Linked DNA regions of Homo sapiens: region 2 is linked to region 1. The links are chromatin contacts, found by Hi-C in ENCODE. All regions are on one chromosome and are shown on one strand. Each heading gives the region's core, a stretch centred on a gene start or an enhancer-like site at or near the end of the contact. The rest is flanking DNA. Distances are from core to core; before and after follow the strand shown.

Region 1 (6,721 bases), core at 3,429-5,928:
GGATACGCCCGACGCTTCCATTGTAGTGGGGCTTCACTTGCCAAGGTGGAAGTGGTAGCGCCGGTGGTGGTACACTTTTTCGTACTTCTGAAATATTTCATAATTAACATTTGAGGAATTTTTTCTTTTTTGAAACAGGAACTAGCTCTGTCGCCCAGGCTGTAGTGCAGTGGCGCAATCACGGCTCACTGCAGCCTCCAGCTCCTGAGCTAAAGGGATCCTCCTGCCTTAGCTTCCTGAGTAGTTAGCACTACAGATTAGGGCCACCAGGCCTGGTTAATTTAAAAAAAAAAAAAATCCTCCCGCCTCTGCCTCTGCCTGTGAATTTGCTGGGATTGCAGGACTTAACCGCAGTGCCTGACCTAAGGAATCACTCAACCTCATTCCGGCAGGGATGACCACACGTGTTCAGGACATTTCCCTGGTAACTGGACTCGTCTTTAGTTCCCTGGGCTGCTCTCCTCCCGCGGTGACAGCCGTTCCCGGGGTGACCTCACTGCGCGCCCTGGAAAGGGCGAGACCGACCTCAGTACCCGCCTCGGTTTCCTTGCGGAGAATTTAAACCACTTCTGAGGGCCCTGAAGACAGTTCCGCGTCTTTTTTTTTTCTCTGTAAATGAGCTTTCTCCAGCCTATTTCGCAGACCCTGCGAACTTCAGATTCTCCCCTCATCCCGGCGGATCTGGGGATCCTCACTCTGACCAGTTGTTGGTGGGCTTGAAGGCCAGCGTCCCCTGGGGTTGGACCCTGTCTAATCCTCGCCTGCCCGGAAAAGGGGTGGGTGGGCATCAATCTCTGCAGCGCGCGAGCAGCAGGCGGCTGCGGAGGGGCGTGGGTTAGGGAGGTGGGTGCGGGCCTAAGCCTCTGAGCGCAGCACCCACCTCAGGAGGAGCCAAAGAAGATGCCTGCAGCAGGAGTCTCGGGTCCTGCGCCGACAGCATTACCCTGGGGAATTGTCTTGGTCTTTGGATTCTGGAGATGCGAGAAACTAGGACGGAGACCACAGCTGCAGGGAAAAGGCGACCAGTGCACAGAGCCTGTGCTCTATTGCTTTATATATTACTATAAAAATAACTGTATTGAGCTATAATCGATATACATGAAATTGCACTTGTTTAAAGTGTACAAAATGATGGATATCGGCCTATGTAGAATCCCTTGAAATCATCACCGCACTTAAGACAATGAGCCTATGGGGAGGGCTGGGTAAGGAGAGTGAGGCAGGAGAGTGAGGCACCTGCTAGTGCAAAATTGAAGGGGGCACCAAAGAAACACCACCTCTCAGTGACCAAGATAAACAATATTTTAAAATCAAAATTAATGCAAACATTTCTGATGAATAAAATATAAAAATGCTAAATGAAGAGAGGATCCAACTTTGCATTTGCCGGGCCCTGTGTCACTCCTCTCATCCTAGTCACACCTGTTGGGATTACAGGCATGAGCCACCATACCCTGCCCATTCTGGGTTTTAAACTGTACTTTATTTATTACTATTCTCTTTTTTTAAAACTGATCAACCACAAGCATACAAAAGTTCTCTGAATGAATGGAACTGTTTCCACACCTGGGTATTAACAGGCAAATTTTGAAGGTCATTCGATTTGGAATTTTCTTTTCTATAGCACTTCTAATCAGTGTGTGTGACACACACCTCAGAGGTAGGAAAGACTGTTTTTAGTAAATTATCTTCTTAATTGTAGAGAATTCCTGAAAATAAAACTGATGAAATTGTAAATTCTGCCTTGATGAGTTTCCAAAGGACAGATTCATGGTGTCCTATTTGAAGAATTAATCCCCTGGAATGTTCCAGCCTTTGTTGGACACTTGATAACAAGATCCACCAAGGGTTAGGGCAAGTGCACTAAGAAAGCCTTCTGCTACTCTCCGTCTCTTATTCTTTAGACCATCCAGTCTTGCTGGCAGAGAGGTCAGTGATTGCTCTGTTGTACCCACAGGGACATGCAACAGTTGTGGAAGGAGTGATTACATTCTCCTCAGATGACAGCACAGTTCTCTTGTTTTCAGCTTGACACCCAAGAAAGGCATCCATCACCTCAACCCTGCAGATGGCAGTTGTATGGCACTCCGTGTCGCAGCTCTACATGCCCACTGTGTTTCACACCTGGAGAGAGAACATTTTTGTTGCCCTTCCAACTTGCAGCCTGTGCTCCCAGAGTGAGAGGACAAGGCACAGGGCTCCTTGCCATCTTCCACGTTAGCATTGGCAGCTGTGCAGAGCCTATAGTGGAGACTGGATTTTTGTTATTTATTCAATAGTGTTGAGACTAAATTCCAAGTAAGACACAATTATTGGACCACATTAAAAAGAAAAACAGAACAAAACAAAAAACCCACTATAGGGATGCCCAGGTAAGAACTGTATGGTTTTGGGGGTAGTGGGGAAGATAGACACACAAAAAAATACCCCAAAACAAAAAACCACAAACTGTATTTCCCATGCTCCAAAGCAGATAGATATGGCTTGTTCCCAAGGCCTGGCCAATGGAATATTGGAAGGTAATGTGTATAATTTTCATATTGTGCTCGTGAAAAGAGTGTGAATTCTTTTCTGCTGGCTGAAATGTTGACAAGATGCCAGAATCTGGTACAGTCATCTTGGAGCAAAAGATGGTGTGATAAATTGAAATATTGTTTGATAAGGTTGATATCCCTACCCAGAAGTAGATCATATTCTGTGCCCCATTGGTCTCAGGCTTGGCAATGTGACTTGTTATGATCAATGAAGTATAAGCAGGCATAACGTGTGTTACTTCCAAGAAGAACTCTTAAGAGTCATTGAGTGTTTCTGCCATGTTCTTTTTCCCTTCTGGTATAAGATAGGCAATGACCCAGATTTGGCTGCTTTGTCTGGGTCCTGGAATGAAAACAATGAAGAGTAGAGCCAAATGGGATCCACAACAGACATATAGTTTAAGAAAGAAATTAACATTTGTTATTTTTAAACAGTCATGGAAACTTTGGGGATAATTTGTTACCACAGCAAAATCTGGCTAGTTCTGATTTGTACAGAAATTGGTGCTTAGAGTGGGATGCTGCATAACAAAATAATTTAAATTGTGGCTTTGGTTCCAGGGCTGAGTGATGGGCAATGAAGAAAATATTATTGGAGGCTGGGAAAATGTCAACCCCTGTTTTGTAGCAGTGAAAGACTGGACAAAACAGTCACCTTTAATAACTTAGAATGAAGATAATGTATTAAATGAGCCTGTGGATTTGAGTGAAGAAGTAAGGAAACAGATGCTAGTAATATAGTTTGATCGCTACTAGGTAGGGTAATACAAAAGGTGGGAGGAAAAATGTGCTTGGAAAAGCACTAAACTCTTTGCAAGCAGGAAGGGAAGAAAATGGTCTACACATTTTTGGACTTTTAGAATAAGAAGTTGCAAATATTTCTCTTCTTCAACTAATAAAAAATCTGAGAATGTCTTTGGGTAACAAAGACAGAAATTCAAACTCAGTCTTTGGCAAAGAGGCAGTTAATAAGTAGCTATTAAACCTATGGTGGAAACCTCTGAATCAACTAAGATGTCAGCCAATAAATCCTTTCAGACAAAATTGCTCAGAGAAAAGAGCTTGAGTGCATTGCTTTCTGATGAAAGCCTGCTAATTCAAGGTAATATAATTAAATCTAAAGAGAGAAGCACATCTCAAAAATACTGAATTGTATTAGCACACAGAGTTAACTGGGACCGTATAGATTTAGAAAAACAACAAGAAGTTTTTGAGAAAGTTAAATTGCCAAGGAGCCATACCTAGATTTTTAAAATCCAGAAAGCAAAAACTGTGATGCTTTCAGACTAAACACAACCCTTGGACTCCAACATTCTTTGGGCAAGCAGTAGGTTGAGAAAGCTGGTTAGTTCTAAAGGAAGGTACAGTCCCCAGTTCCTGCTTTAAATGTGGTTGAAGAAAATAATAGAAAAGGGAAACTTTCCACTTTAAAAGTGGAAGAAGGGCAACAGAGTGAGACTCCATCTCAAAAAAAAAAAAAAAAAAAAGTGGAAAAAGATAATGACACCCTCTTGAGAGTGAAATCAGGAACCATGGGTTCTATTCAAGAGATACTGAATTCTTAGCCAGAGCAATTAGGCAAGAAAAAGAAATAAAAGGCACCCAAATTGGAAAGGACAAAATAAAATTATCTGTGTTTGCAGATGTCATGATATTATATACGGAAAATATTGTGGGATCTGACCAGCAGCCTGCAATCCAACGGGGCTCTTTCTTTGTTCCCAGGTGGATCGGCAGGTCAAGAAATAAAAGACACATGCGAGATAGTGAAAGCTGGGTCCAGGGGGGTCACCGCCTTCTGGTCTTGTGATGCCACGAATGCACTGGATATAGCAGCATTTATTATTAAGTTTAGTGAGGGTGGGGGTAGGTTAGTGAGGGATTTAGGGTCTTTGATTATGAGGTGAGATGGTCACATGGGGATGAAGTAATTCTTTAACATAACATCTGTATGCAGAAGTGCAGAATACAGAGATAAGAATTTACAATACAGTGTGTGTGTCAGTGATTTTTAACAGAGCCTTAAAACAGAAACACAGTCTATCCATAACCTATGTTTAGCAAGATATTAATCAGCAGTAACAGTTGCAGCAAAAGCTGGTTGCAAACAATTGATGGAAACAGGATGTGAAACTAGACAACCGGTGAGACCACAAATTCTCAGAAGGGAGTATGCCTTAACCCTAAAGAGACCTAGAAGAGCCATGGCAAGATAAGGGCATTTAAAACCCTATTTTATACATATGAATGGCCGCCCCTCATGCGTCCATTTATAGGCTCTCCACAAGGGTCGCATTCCATTCCCAGAGCTGTGAACATCTGCTTTTCTGGGATAAGAATATTGGTGATGTGAAACCTCCCTGACTGCACATCCGTTTATAGGCTCTCTGCAGGAGGAAGCACATCATGTGCTGTTGGCTCATTCAGGCAGCCCAACCTTGCATTGTCTTTACACAATCCTGCATGCAATTTTGTATTTATAATAATCAGGAGCATTTCATCTTTTATTCTGTAGCAATAGTTTCAGGGGGTCTCCCTACAAGAAAACCCTAAAAACTCCACAGGAACTGTTAGAACTAATTAACACATTTGGTAAAGTTACAAGGTACAAAACTAGAAATGCAAAAATCAGCAGTGTTTCTGTCCGATAACAACTATGCAAAATAGAAATCAGCCAGGCGTGGTGGCTCACACCTATAATCCCAGCACTTTGGGAGGCTGTGGAGGGTGGATCACTTGAGGTCAGGAGTTTGAGACCAGCCTAGCCAACATGGTAAAATGCTGTCTGTACTAAAAATACAAAAATTTGCTGGGCATGGTGGTGGACACCTGTAATCCCACCTACTCGGGAGGTTGAGGTGGGAGAATCACTTGAACCCAAGAGGTGGAAGTTGCAGTGAGTCAAGATCAAGCCACTGCACTCCAGCTTGGGTAACAAAATGAGACTCTGTCTCAAAAAAACAAAACAAAAAAAAAAAACACAAAAAAAAAAAGGAAAGAAAAGAAATCAAGAAAACAATCCCATTTACAATAGCTACAAAAAAAATACTTAGCAATAAGTTGAACAAAGGGAGTGAAAGATCTGCACATTAAAAATTATAAAACATTGATGAAAGAAATTGAAGACGACACTAATAAATGAAATGATATCCCATGTTCATGGATTGGAAGAATTAATATTGTTGAAATGTTTATTCTACCCAAAGTGAACTACAGGTTCACTACAATTTCTATCAAAATTCCAAGGACATTTTCCACAGAAATAGAAAAACAGTCTTAAAATTTCTATGGAACCACAAAAGATCCCAAATAGCCTAAGCAATCTTGAGTAAGAAGAACAAAGCAGGAGACTTTACACTACCTGATTTCAAAATGTAGCACAAAGCTATAGTAATCAAAACAGCATCGTACTGGCATAAAGAGAGTCATATAGACCAATGAAACAGAATAGAGATCCCAGAGATAAATATATACGTTCATAGGCCAAGCAACCTTGAGAAAGTTACCTTGAACATACATGGTGAAAGGATACTCTTTCCAATAAATAGTGTTGGGAAAACTGGATATCCAATGCAGAAGAATGAAATTGGGTCCTTATCTCATACCACATAAAAATAAACCCGAAATTGATTAAGGACTTACATGTAAAAGCTGAAACTATAAAACCACTGGCAGAAAACCCAAAGGGTGATTTATTGATGTTGGTCTTGGCAATGAATGTTTGGAATATGACCCCAAAAGTACAGGCAACAAAAGCAAAAAAAGACAAATGAATGACATAAAACAAAAAGCTTTTGCACAGCAAAGGAAATTATCAAAGGAATGGAGACAACCTACAGAAGGAGAGAAAATATTTGCAAACCATACATCTAATAAGGGGTTAGTATCTAAAATATAAAAAGAACTCAAACAATTCAATAGCAAGGAAACAAATAATTTAATTTAAAAATGAGCAAAGTATCTGAGTAGACATTTCTCAAAAGAAGACATTTCAATGGCCAATAGGTATATGAAAAAGTGTTCAATATTACTAATAATGAAGGAAATATTAATTAAAAGTACAAAGAGGTATCATCTCATCTCATACTCATGCAGCTATTACTAAAAAGACAAAAGATAAGTGTTGGCAAGGATGTGGAGAAAAGGGAGTATCTGCACACTGTTGGTGGGAACTTAAATTAGTGCAG
Region 2 (6,832 bases), core at 4,031-6,530, 540 kb before region 1:
AGACAGCTCCATGATGGTGTATCTCACCTTACGTCTCCTAAGCACATCCATGATCATTATTTCCCTTGATCCTCTCCACCACTGCAGTGGGTCAGACAGGAAGCAGTTCCTGGTTTTCAGGAACATAATGTGCTGGGTGAATAATAATGATAGTTGCCATTCATTGAACACCCACCCTGTACCAGGCACCATACTGTTTACATGGGCTCTCTAATTTGCTTATGGAATCAGTTCATTAGCACCAGAGAAAAAATTGAAGATAGCCCATCAAGCCCAAACCTTGATTTTGCACAGGAGAAAATGAATGGTAGACATGAAATAAAAATTAGATTCTCCTCCCTCCTGTGCTCCTCACAATCCATTAGAATCACTGAAAGGGAAGAAAAATACTCCCATGGCTGGGTGTGGCGGTTCATGCCTACAACCCCAGCACTTTGGGAGGCCAAGGTGGGAGGATTGCTTGAAGCCAGGAGTTCGAGACCAGCCTGGGCAACATAGCAAGATCCCATCTATACGACAAATTTAAAAATTAGCCCAGCATGGTGCAGTGGCTCACGCCTGTAATCCCAGCACTTTGGGAGGCCGAGGTGGGCAGATCATGAGGTCAGGAGATCGAGACCATCCTGGCTAACACAGTGAAACCCCATCTCTACTACAAATACAAAAAATTAGCCGGGCATGGTGGTGGGAGACTGTAGTCCCAGCTATTTGGGAAGCTGAGACAGGAGAATGGCGTGAACCCGGGAGGCGAAGCTTGCAGTGAGCCGAGATCGCGCCACTGCACTCCAGCCTGGGTGACAGAGCCAGACTCCATCTCAAAAAAAAAAAAAAAAAAATTAGCCCAGCATGGTGGTGCACACCTGTAGTCCTTAGCTGCTCAGGAGGCTGAAGTAGGAGGATCGCTTGAACCCTGGAGTTCAAGCCTGCAGGTGATCAGTTAACTGCATTCCAGCCTGGGGAACAGAGTGAGATCCTGTTTCAAACAACAACAACAAAAATACTTTTGACATTCCCACTGCCTATTCCCACTCAGCAATCCCAACATCCCACCATCCTACCCACCCAACCTCTGTCCCACCACCACTTATACACAGATATACGTACACACACACACAGTGGAAAGGTTCGCTGGGACTCAAAGATGAGGAGCATGTCGCTGTTGTCTGCGGGTTTCCTCACCTCTATCCTTAGCTCCTGTCCCAACTCAGCATATCTAGTATCCAGGAAAACACTTTCCTTTCTTCCTTAAAGAGGGAAACTGAAATCAAGGAAAGAAAACAGAAATTGAGCTCACAGAAGAAAACTGAGCCTTGGTAATAGTTTTATGATTTTCTCTAGAAACAATGAAGTGTGGTAGAAAGCCCATGAACCCAGACTATAAGTCACTTAACCACTCTAAGCCTCAACTACCCATCTGTTTTAAAAAAGACTTTTTGTGGCCGGGCGCGGTGGCTCACGCCTGTAATCCCAGCACTTTGGGAGGCCAAGGCGGGCAGATTACGAGGTCAGGAGATTGAGAACATCCTGGCTAACATGGTGAAACCCTGTCTCTACTAAAAACAGAAAAATCTAGCTGGGCGAGGTGGTGGGCGCCTGTAGTTCCAGCTACGCGGGCGGCTGAGGCAGGAGAATGGCGTGAACCCGGGAGGCAGAGCTTGCAGTGAGCCGAGATTGTGCCACTGCACTCCAGCCTGGGCGAAAGTGAGAGACTCCGTCTTAAAAAAAAAAAAAAAAAGGCTTTTTGTAATAAATAAATATTTTTTTGTAACAAATACGAATACATATTGACTGGGGGTTTAGTTTAGACTGTTGAAAAGCATAAATTACAGAATATCCTTAAAGGCACTGACATCTTACTCTTAATGATAACATGATAATAATAGGCAATGTTATTAAGTACTTAACATGCGTCAGACGTTGCACTAAGAGCTTTGCAAGCATGAGAACATTTATAGGGACTTAATTGTCTCGATAGTTGTGTGAGGAACTATTATTATTATTATCACTGATTTATAGGTAAGGAAACTGAGACCAGAGAGATTATTAATAATTTACCTGAGGCCACCTGGACAATAAACAGGAGAAACTGCCGAGTCCCTGCTCTTAACCCACCGCCTTTTCCAGAACCTCTCACATGTTTGGTAACTTACCTTAGACCTAACGGGGCTTTGTGAAGGAAACAATTGGTAGAACATTTTTGTGTGGTTGGATGAATGTTTCTAAAGTGCTTGCAATTTGTTTCTTTAAATGAGATGGCCATACTTTCCAAAATTACGTTTCCATTGTTAATTGATTGAGCTGTAAGGAGGGTATGAGAGGATTGTTGTAAAGAGCTTGGAACAAGGCCAGGCGCAGTGGCTCGCATCTGTAATCCCAGCACTTTGGGAGGCCGAGGTGGGCGGATCGCCTGAGGTCAGGAGTTCGAGACCAGCCTGGCCAACATGGCGAAATCCTGTCTCTACTAAAAATACAAAAATTAGCCAGGCATGGTGGCGGACGCTTGTAATCCCAGCTACTCAGGAGGCAGAAGAATTGCTTGAACCTGGGAGGTGGAGGGTACAGTGAGCCGAGATCGTGCCACTGCACTTCAGCCTGATCAAAAAAGTGACACTCTGTCTCAAAAAAAAAAAAAAAAAAAAAGCTTGGAATGGCACCTGTAACCTAGAAAGGTCTTTTTTTTTTTTTTTTTTTTTTTTGAGACGGAGTCTTGCTCTTTCGCCCAGGCTGGAGTGCAGTGGCGCGATCTCAGCTCACTGCAAGCTCCGCCTCCTGGGTTCACGCCATTCTCCTGCCTCAACCTCTCGAGTAGCTGGGACTACAGGCGCCCGCCACCACGCCCGGCTAATTTTTTCTATTTTTAGTAGAGACGGGGTTTCACCGTGTTAGCTAGGATGGTCTCGATCTCCTGACCTCGTGATCCGCCCGCCTCGGCCTCTCAAAGTCCTGGGATTACAGGTGTGAGCCACCGCGCCTGGCCGAAAGGTCTTGATAACTGTTAACTGACTTACTGATGTGATTCACTGGACAGAGCTTGAGCATGGTCATCAGAAACACCTGCCTTCAAATCCCACTTATCAGCTGCGTGATCTTGAAGATGTTAATTATCTGTTCTGAGGCTTACTTTCCTCTTTGGTCAAATGAGAAGAACAACCACTCTGCCTCAAAGTCATCGTGAGGAAGAAATGTGGCAAAGTCTTCCCATTCTGGGTGATTTAGTCACCGTCAACCACCATGTTACAAGTGTGAGAGTAGCTAACAGAAAATGATCTCAGTAGGGGGTTACATTTTGTTTATTTTGCTTTTGTCACTCTCTTTTTTTTTTTTTTTTTTTTTGAGACGGAGTTTCGCTCTGTCGCCCAGGCTGGAGTGCAGTGGCGCGATCTCGGCTCACTGCAAGCTCCACCTCCCGGGTTCACGCCATTCTCCTGCCTCAGCCTCCTGAGTAGCTGGGACTACAGGCGCCCGCCACCACGCCCGGCTAATTTTTTGTATTTTTAGTAGAGGCGGGGTTTCACTGTGTTAGCCAGGATGGCCTCGATCTCCTGACCTCATGATCCGCCCGCCTCGGCCTCCCAAAGTGCTGGGATTACAGGCGTGAACCACCGCGCCCGGCCGCTTTTGTCACTCTCAATAAACACTTTTCTCTTAAATAATTCAGATGCCGGCCGGGTACGGCCTGTAATCCCAGCATTTTGGGAAGCCAAGGCGGGCGGATCACGAGGGCAGGAGATAGAGACCATCCTGGCTAACATGGTGAAACTCCATTTCTACTAAAAATACAAAAAAATTAGCCAGGCATTCTGGCCAGCTCCTGTAGTCCCAGCTACTTGGGAGGCTGAGGCAGGAGAATGGCGTGAACCTGGGAGGCACAGCTTGCAATGAGCCGAGATTGTGCCACTGCAGTCCAACCTGGGCGACACAGCAAGACTGTCTCAATAATAATAATAATAATAATAATATTATTATTATTATTCAGATGCCAATTTCAGCCTAGCCCGGACCAAATTGTTGCTAATTCTGAACTACTAAAATAGGAATTGATGAAGACTTACTGTATCCAGTTCTTTGGAATGCAGTAAGGACCCTAGCTCTAATCCAGAAGTTCCACATGGGTTCAGTTTTGAGGATACTCCTAACCACGAACCCTTTAATGTTGGGCAGTACTTAATGGACAGAGCACTGAAGTGGGAGTGAGGGCAACTGGGTTCTGATCCCAACTCTGTCATTCATTTGCTGTGTGTTCTTAGCAAGTCACTCCTGCTCACTGGGCCTTGGTTTCCTCTTGTGCAACTGAAGAACATGGAAAAAATGATCCCTAAAGTCCTTTGAAGCTTTCATATTCTGTAACTTTTGTGCCCAAGAAGGCCTTACAGTGAGATGGGATCCCAGTATTTATTGAGTTTCCTCATTCATAAAATGGGGATAATAATAGTAAATGAGTTGACACGCGCTAGGACAGTGGAATAGTGGCTGGCACAGATAAGCCCTCGGTAAATGGTAGCCAATAATGATAGAGTATGCTGTAAGATATCTTTCTCTCCCTCTGCTTCTCAACAAGTCTCTAATCAATTATTCCACTTTATAAACAAGGAAATAGAACTCAAAGACATTAAGCACTTTTCCCAAAGGTCGCTTAGCAAGTAAATGGGAGAGACCCTATGACCAGGATGAAAGCAAGAAATTCCCACAAGAGGACTCATTCCAACTCATATCTTGTGAAAAGGTTCCCAATGCCCAGCTCAGATCAACTGCCTCAATTTACAGTGTGAGTGTGCTCACCTCCTTTGGGGACTGTATATCCAGAGGACCCTCCTCAATAAAACACTTTATAAATAACATCCTTCCATGGATGAGGGAAAGGAGGTAAGATCTGTAATGAATAAGCAGGAACTTTGAAGACTCAGTGACTCAGTGAGTAATAAAGACTCAGTGACTTCTGATCCTGTCCTAACTGCCACTCCTTGTTGTCCCCAAGAAAGCGGCTTCCTGCTCTCTGAGGAGGACCCCTTCCCTGGAAGGTAAAACTAAGGATGTCAGCAGAGAAATTTTTCCACCATTGGTGCTTGGTCAAAGAGGAAACTGATGAGCTCACTCTAGATGAGAGAGCAGTGAGGGAGAGACAGAGACTCGAATTTCCGGAGGCTATTTCAGTTTTCTTTTCCGTTTTGTGCAATTTCACTTATGATACCGGCCAATGCTTGGTTGCTATTTTGGAAACTCCCCTTAGGGGATGCCCCTCAACTGGCCCTATAAAGGGCCAGCCTGAGCTGCAGAGGATTCCTGCAGAGGATCAAGACAGCACGTGGACCTCGCACAGCCTCTCCCACAGGTACCATGAAGGTCTCCGCGGCAGCCCTCGCTGTCATCCTCATTGCTACTGCCCTCTGCGCTCCTGCATCTGCCTCCCCATGTAAGTCCTGGTCTTGACCACCACAGCCCCTGGAGTCAGACTCTGCCTAGAATGCCTACCCCATCCCAATGACTGTCCCACACCTTGCCCTCTTTTCAACTGTAGCATGAATACTGTCTGAACCCCATTATTTACATTCTTATGAATTGTCTTACCCATATGTCCTGTTGTCCTTGAGAGATCTCTATGCTGCTTCATGGCAGGGATCTCCTGATCAGTTTTTCTGTCTTTAAGGTCTACACCCTCAAGGCCTACAGGTGTTCACTGAGTGTGGACTCATGTTGGGGAGATTAGTAGTCATGAGTAGCTCACACTGACTTTGAAACACGTCTGACTCATGCCTGTCAGCAGCAGGGTTTCTAAGAAATTTAACTAAACTAAAACTTCCTGAGACCCTGAGACAGCCATATTCTCTCTCATTTCATAAATGTAAAAAAAATTGGCTTATGAGAGGGTATGTGGCTTTATTAGAGTGAATACATTTAAAAAACAAATAAAAACAAGGAGAGGATAATAAAAGCTAATTAAATGGTTACTATGGATCAGGCATTGTGCTGATTTTGGCACATCTTTTTTTTTTTTTTTTTTTTTTTTGAGATGGAGTCTTCGCTCTGTCGCCCAGGCTGGAGTGCAGCGGCACGATCTCGGCTTACTGCAAGCTCCGTCTCCCGGGTTCATGCCATTCTCCTGCCTCAGCCTCCGGAGTAGCGGGGACTACAGGCACCCGCCACCACACCCTGCTAATGTTTTGTATTTTTTAGTAGAGACGGGGTTTCACCATGTTAGCCAGGATGGTCTCGATCTCTTGACCTCGTGATCCGCCCGCCTCGGCCTCCCAAAGTGCTGGGATTACAGGCGTGAGCCACCGTGCCCAGCCGATTTTTGTACATCTTATTTAATACCCACAACCCTTCTTTGAGTAGCTGTCCTTGATGTACAGATGGGAAAACAGAGAGGTTAAGTAACTTGTCCATGGAGGCACACAGCTAGGAAATGGGGAGACTGGTATTCAAACCTGGTTCCATCTTGCTGGGAAAATAAAAACTACTCCTCTGCTGGGAAGTGGCAACTGATGCTTCCCAACGTCATCTTGAATTAACTGACCAACAAGAAGTTCTCTGTTGAGAGCCCTTCTCACTGAAGCTCAACCAGAGCTCCCAAGATACAATATGCATCTCCAGGCCCTTCTTAGGATCCTGGCTGAGTCATGGAGCCTGAGCTTTGGAAGCCTCCCCACAACCTGCCCTAGGTCTCAAAGAAACCAAGTTCCAAATCCATTGAGGATGCTGGAAGGGCAAGAATGAAGCCAGAGGACCCAGGACAAGCCAGGAGGAGGCCCTGAAAGCCCAGGGCAGAAGGTTATGGTGTAGAGGGATGGATACAAGCTTGGCTCAAGGATTAGATGAGGCATTGGAATCCCCA

The links. Hi-C counts contacts between places; a loop is a spot of excess contacts on that map. Pooled maps may share reads with other maps.
Region 2: a loop to region 1 is called in a pooled map, with 9 times the contacts of the local background. The contact joins the promoter of CCL5 here to the enhancer-like site in region 1. A Hi-C loop is called at or near these places in 3 of 37 single-sample maps with no recorded cell type and 3 of 50 pooled maps.

What each region holds. Positions count from the first base shown.
Region 1 is chr17:35,339,733-35,346,453 of GRCh38, reverse strand. It overlaps the pseudogene LOC101060119. Among named protein-coding and RNA genes, the nearest start is that of SLFN11, 31 kb to the left of the region's middle. Within about 2 kb of position 4,678, at least 3 of the 41 ENCODE cell types and tissues checked have a DNase peak (open chromatin) inside an H3K27ac peak, as active enhancers do.
Region 2 is chr17:35,878,808-35,885,639 of GRCh38, reverse strand. CCL5 (C-C motif chemokine ligand 5) reads left to right here and starts at 5,280. Exons shown (of 3, transcript NM_002985.3): 1 at 5,280-5,410. The coding sequence starts at 5,335. It overlaps LOC105371745 (a long non-coding RNA gene), which reads right to left. Exons shown (of 5, transcript XR_934699.2): 2 at 1,105-1,258; 3 at 861-953; 4 at 28-132.